Regions from separate parts of the Homo sapiens genome. Here region 2 is linked to region 1. The links are chromatin loops, found by intact Hi-C in ENCODE. Cell type or tissue: dorsolateral prefrontal cortex. All regions are shown on one strand. Links, peaks and the distances in the headings refer to the core of each region. The heading gives the core; the rest is flanking DNA.

Evidence for each region. Peaks named below come from ENCODE experiments on the same cell type or tissue, not always from the same donor. Only the 100,000 strongest peaks of a DNase experiment are listed, where the experiment ranks them.
Region 2: a loop joins it to region 1, with 9 times the contacts of the local background. A loop is called at or near these places in 4 of 110 quality-filtered maps.

Annotation. Positions count from the first base shown.
Region 1 is chr14:65,280,669-65,283,578 of GRCh38, forward strand. It overlaps the pseudogene PTBP1P. Among named protein-coding and RNA genes, the nearest start is that of MIR4708, 53 kb to the right of the region's middle. RefSeq lists enhancers at 1,238-1,806, 1,259-1,328. In dorsolateral prefrontal cortex, for the core only: a CTCF peak has its summit at 1,621; DNase peaks (open chromatin) are centred at 389, 1,513 and 2,065; H3K4me3 peaks cover 1,489 bases; H3K27ac peaks cover 2,500 bases.
Region 2 is chr14:65,372,174-65,375,083 of GRCh38, forward strand. It overlaps a transcript of FUT8 not described here. Among named protein-coding and RNA genes, the nearest start is that of MIR4708, 38 kb to the left of the region's middle. RefSeq lists an enhancer at 1-8. In dorsolateral prefrontal cortex, for the core only: a CTCF peak has its summit at 1,681; a DNase peak (open chromatin) is centred at 1,688; H3K4me3 peaks cover 1,431 bases; H3K27ac peaks cover 2,423 bases.

The DNA.
Region 1 (2,910 bases), core at 130-2,629:
CCCGTTCAATAAGAAGGAGAACGCTCTGGTTCAGATGGCGGACGGCAACCAGGCCCAGCTGGCCATGAGCCACCTGAACTGGCACAAGCTGCACGGGAAGCCCATCCGCATCTCATCCGTATCACGCCCTTGAAGCACCAGAACGTGCAGCTGCCCCGCGAGGGCCGGGAGGACCAGGGCCTGACCAAGGACTATGGCAACTCGCCCCTGCACCGCTTCAAGAAGCCAGGCTTCAAGAACTTCCAGAACATATTCCCGCCCTCGGCCACCGTGCACCTCTCCAACATCCCGCCCTCAGTATCCGAGGAAGATCTCAAGGTCCTCTCCTCCAGCCATGGGGGCATAGTCATAGGATTCAAGTTCTTCCAGAAGAACCGCAAGATGGCGCTGATCCAAATGCGCTCCGTGGAGGAGGCGGTCCAGACCCCCATTGCCCTACACAACCACGACATCTGGGAGAACCACCACCTGCGGGTCTCCTTCTCCAAGTCCACCATCTATGGGCACAGGCCCACCACAGCCGGGCCCCCTGGCGACAACTTCCATCATTCCAAAAAAAGCGACTTTAAAAAGCAGCTGAAGTGACCTTAACTGACCAGAGATTTTCTTTCTTTCTTTTTTTTTTTTTTTTTTTTTTTTTGAGAAGGCGTCTCGCTCTGTCGCCCAGGCTGGAGTGGAGTGGCGCGATCTCGGCTCACTGCAAGCTCCGCCTCCCAGGTTCACGCCTTTCTCCTGCCTCAGGCTCCCGAGTAGCTGGGGCTACAGGCGCCCACCACCATGCCCAGCTAATTTTTTGTATTTTTAGTAGAGACAGGGTTTCACCGTGTTAGCCAGGATGGTCTCGATCTCCTGACCTCGTGATCCGCCCGCCTCGGCCTCCCAAAGTGCTGGGATTACAGGCATGAGCCACCGAGCCCGGCCTTTCTTTCTTTAAAAAGAAATCAGTTTACCTGTTTTTTTTTTAAATTAAATCTAGTTCACTGTGCTAAAATTAATTAATTTAATTTAATTTAAATAGAAATATGTATATTAACATGTAATGGGTTTATTATTGTGATCTTAAAATTGACAAATATTTTAAATTTTCTGCCACTAACCTACATACATTTTAAGAGTATATACAAGGGTCCTGAGACAAAAAAATTTGAGAACTGCTGTATTACCCCATCTTGCCCTGCAGAACGTGGACTGAAGGGAAGTACTTTTTTCCTTTCTACTTAAATAACCCAGTGCTGTTACTGTTTTATTTTAAAATCCAATCTACCCTCTTCCTCCAGAATTATTAAAAAGTAGACTGCAAAAGAACCATAGCTTCCTGAAATCAAAGGACCCAAAACAAAGAGAAAGCAAAAGCAGTGAATAAAAGGACTTCTCCAGAGACTGGCAGGCCGACCAAAGACCACTCCCCCTCCAGCCAGCCTGGTAGGAGTTGCCTATTCCTTTTTGCTTCGTTGTTCTCACACCCAGTCACCCACTCCCATCCCCTACATCCCAACCCCCATCCTGGAAAGCTATTGTTCTCCAGGGCCTCAAAACACAAAGGGACTTCACAAATCTTTGGGCTGACTCCCCACCCCATCCTCTCTCTGAGATTACAGTGCAGGGAAGGGCACTTTCAGATTCTGCCTGAGCCTCCACCAGCCCCCTGTTCTCAGGCTCGGGGCTGAGATGAAAAGGGAACACCACTGTTTCTGGCCTGAAAAGGAAATGTAAATGCATTGCAAGCCAGAAGCTGCCAGAAGACCATTTCCCTGTTAGTAAACAGGGCTGCCTGAGCCATCTTTCTCCTCTTTAATAACCTGTGGGGCACCTATTGATTGCGCATGCTGGTCCCTCATAAATTAAAACAGGGATGCCTTCCGGTTGCTCTGTAGCTGCGTAGATGGTGAAATTGGCTCACTAATACTTCATGTTCATGGAGCACAGTGTATCCCGCCACATAAACATGAAGAATATGTATCATCAGGCTCTGGGATTGCACGGAAAACAACCCCGGAAGCTTCTGGGCATGCTGCAGACTTTAATTAGGCAGTTTCTTCCACTAGGATTGGAGACCGGCAGAAACACCAATTGCATGCCTCCTGCCGCAGCCTGTTCTGCTTTCAAATGGGAGGAAGGAGCAAGCCCTGGTGGGTAGGAGATGAGCCTGCTCCTCTCTCTACCCCCTTACCAGGATAGGCACCCGTAAGCAGAAAGGAATGTTCATCTCTCATGCTGTGGTAGAGAGAGCACCAAGTTAGCAGTCAGAAAACATTCAGAACTTCTGCTTTAGCCACTTACAGCTACATGATCATGGGCGCAAGTGCCTTAACCTCTCGGAATCACAGCATCTCATCTGGAAAGTGGACAAAGTAATAACACCTAGCTGCTTGTGAGGCTTGAGGAAAATAAGTCTTTCCTGGCGCCCAGTATGGTCTCAGTAAATACTGAAACTGAAATTGAAGCAGATGAAGAACAGAGTGGCAGGTACAGGGCTGATACTATTTCTTTCTCTCACCTCAAAAATCTGGCATCAGGAACTTTCCACCACTACCCCTAGCCAACATTTTGCTCTTTAAGTAAGAAGTGAGGCCCTGCAACTCATACCTTGGTACATTGGAAATGTTTCTCTTACCCTTCCATCTTTCTGTGCCCACTCCTGAGCTGGCTCTCAATTGAAAATTCATTTAGCAGGAAACCTCTCTAAAATGCATGGTAAACATCGAAAAACATGCTAGCATAGTTTACCATTCTACCAAAAATAGCTTGGCACCCACATGCCAACACTTAGCAGAACCTTCCGAGTTTCTCTGACTTTAAACAGACCCTAGGCAACCAGATCCACTTACGCTTCCCAGAGTGTGTAGCATTTCATTAAAGTTTTACTACAGTCCCCTTCCTCTGCCATTGCTAATTAAAATGAACAAGGAC
Region 2 (2,910 bases), core at 323-2,822, 92 kb after region 1:
AAATTCTTTTCTCTCCCCCTTTGACCTCTGATGCCTTGTGCTGGGGCATTCCCCACATGGAGATCCTCATCCACCTTGGCCTTCAACATCTCAGACCAGGACTCCTCTATGTATCTTCCAACGCTTCTAGTAAATTTTTAAGAAAACTGAGAAAACGGATTTCTGTAACTGAGATAATTGAAAAAATGATTTCTATATTTTCAAACTATCTTAGTTTCATAACTAACCTCTTTCCCTTCCTTCTTTTTTTTTTTTCTTTTGGGACAGAGTTTTGCTCTGTCACCCGAGCTGGAGTGCAGTGGCGCGATCTTGGCTCACTGCAACCTCTGCCTCCCGGGTTCAAGTGATTCTCCTGCCTCAGCCTCCCGAGTAGCTGGGATTACAGGCGCCCACCACCATGCCCGGCTAATTTTTTGCATTTTTAGTAGAGACGGGGTTTCACCATGTTGCCCAGGCTGGTTTCGAACTCCTGAGCTGGGGCAATCCGCCCACCTCGGCCTTCCAAAGTGCTGGGATTACAGGCATGAGCCACTGTGCCCGGCCTCCTTCTTTCTTTAGTAGAATGCTGTTCCTGTTTCATGGAGCAATTTTTCTCTTATCTCTCTGATAATACTTTCAGTTTGTTTAGCCTCTTCTGCTTCCTTCATTGTTCATTTCTCCTGAGTTCCTTTGTACTCTTACTTGCTTTTGGTCTCTCTTTCCGGTTGGAGGCTTTCCTCACATACCTGGTGTGTTCCTAGCTTTCTATTCCTGTATGAGAATGAGGCACTAAGGAGCCAACTAGAACAGAATTCGGGGTAGGGAGTAGAGATGCCAGATAAAATATAGGCTGCCCAATTAAATTTGAATTTCAGATAAGTAATAAATAATTTAAAAATATAAGTGTGTCCCAAATATTACTATGAACATCATAATAATAAGAAATTATTCATTGTTTATCTGAAATCTGAATTTATCTGGCCATTCTACCTGGGATCTTAGTCAACTGTTGACTTCCTTCAGGGCGATTGTGATATGGACAGGATGCAGGAGGGTGGAGTCCCTGGCGAGGGCTCCACCCTCAAGCTTGGACCTGCAGCCGTAAATGACAACAGGCATTCCTGTTTTTGCACCCAAATGTTGCCTTTTGGCCTGTCATGTCCCCCTATCCTGTGGCCATATAAACCCCAAACCCCAGGCTCCACAAGCAGAAGAGTGGCAGAGTGACAGAGCAGCAGAGTGGCACGGCAGAGATGGAGAGAAGAAAGGAAGCGTCTGAATGTTGAGAGGAGTTCGGCTGGGGCAGTCAGAGAGGAGATAGGATGCAGAAAGACCAAACTCCAGGGGAACGGCAGGGCTAAAAGAGCGTTGTAACACCACTAGACACTGCTGTGGCGCCAGAGCCCAAAAGTGCTCGCCCCGGCTCCTGCATCTGCTCACCTGTGTGCTTCCCCTCCCGTAAGGAGTTCCAGCGTGCAGCGGCAAAATAATGAGCCACACCCCTGTTGCACGTACCACGGTGGGTCAGGGAACTCTCCCATTTCAATTGTATGGGATCCCAATTTTTCATAGGTTTATCAGTTTTCTCAGAGAAAAATTCTTCCATTCGCCCCTGGGTGCTACAAGCCTAGCTGCTAATGCGCCAAAAGCCAGTTGTAGGAGGGAAACAGTGTAGAGATGGTCTTCAGTGCCACCATCCGTCCGTCTTTCTTCCAGCTGTGCCAGATCTCCCTCTCCCAGGCAGAATCCTGCAGGAGTGGGGCACGGACAGCTGCCTGGCAAGGAGGGTTAAGAGGAGAAGAACCGGAAGAGATCTAACTTGGTTTTTATACGAAGTTTCAACCAGTCCTCCTGTTTTCAGGCCTGCCCAGCACTCCCACCTTCGGAGGAACCAGTTGCCCCCAAAGGCTGAGTCTTTCTGGGATTCTCAGACTCGTTGATCTGTTTTTCCTGTAGGTTTAGGTTTCAGCTTTCTCTTAATATTGTTTATTTCTCTCATTTACTGTGTCTTTGTCTAATGCTCTGTTTGTCTTTGTGTGTTTATGTCATTTAAAAATTTCTTTGCTGAGTTTGTTTTTGTGAGAATAGAGATAAATGTGAGTGTACAGTCTGCCATGTTTCACTGGACAATAATGATTTTCCATTTATTTTATTGGTTTATATACCTGGAGGAGAAATTGTCTATAATGTACTACATACTCAAATGTCCTGGGAAAAAGGGGTTTGGATAAACATGGATTTTTCTCTGATTCTCTCTTTCCTCTATACCTCCACTTCCCCTGCCCCTGCCCACACCATGAAAGACCAAAGGTAACTCTGACTGATATGAGTTCTTTGGCTTTCCATACTTGGTATTTTGGCACTATTGGTTCCTCAAGTTCCCCAAAGACAGCTGGACTAGTGTGCCTATAAATCTTCAATCCTAACCAACGGTGAGTTGTTTTTTTTGTTTTTTTTTTTTTGATGGAGTCTTTCTCTGTCACCCAGGCTGGAGTGCAGTGGTACAATTTTGGCTCACTGCAACCTCTGCCTCCTGGGTTCAAGTGATTCTTCTGCCTCAGCCTCCCAAGTAGCTGGGACTACAAGTGTGTGCCACCACGCCTGGCTAATTTTTTTTTTTTGTATTTTTAGTTGACGTGGGATTTCACCATATTGGCCAGGCTGGTCTCGAACTCCTGACCTCGTGATCCACTGGCTTCTGCCTCCCAAAGTGCTGGGATTACAGGTGTGAGCCACCACACTGGCTTACCAAGGGTGAGTTGTAAATGTAACTATTCCCTGCAGGTCTGTGGCTTAGAGCAATGAATTTAGATAAGGTCAGGGTTTACTGTTGTTTATTGCCTTACAATAAGAGCTGTTTGTTCATTGTAATTGGCTTATAAAAGTTCTTGAGTCACTAATAAATAAACACAGGGGTGGGGTGGTCATTTC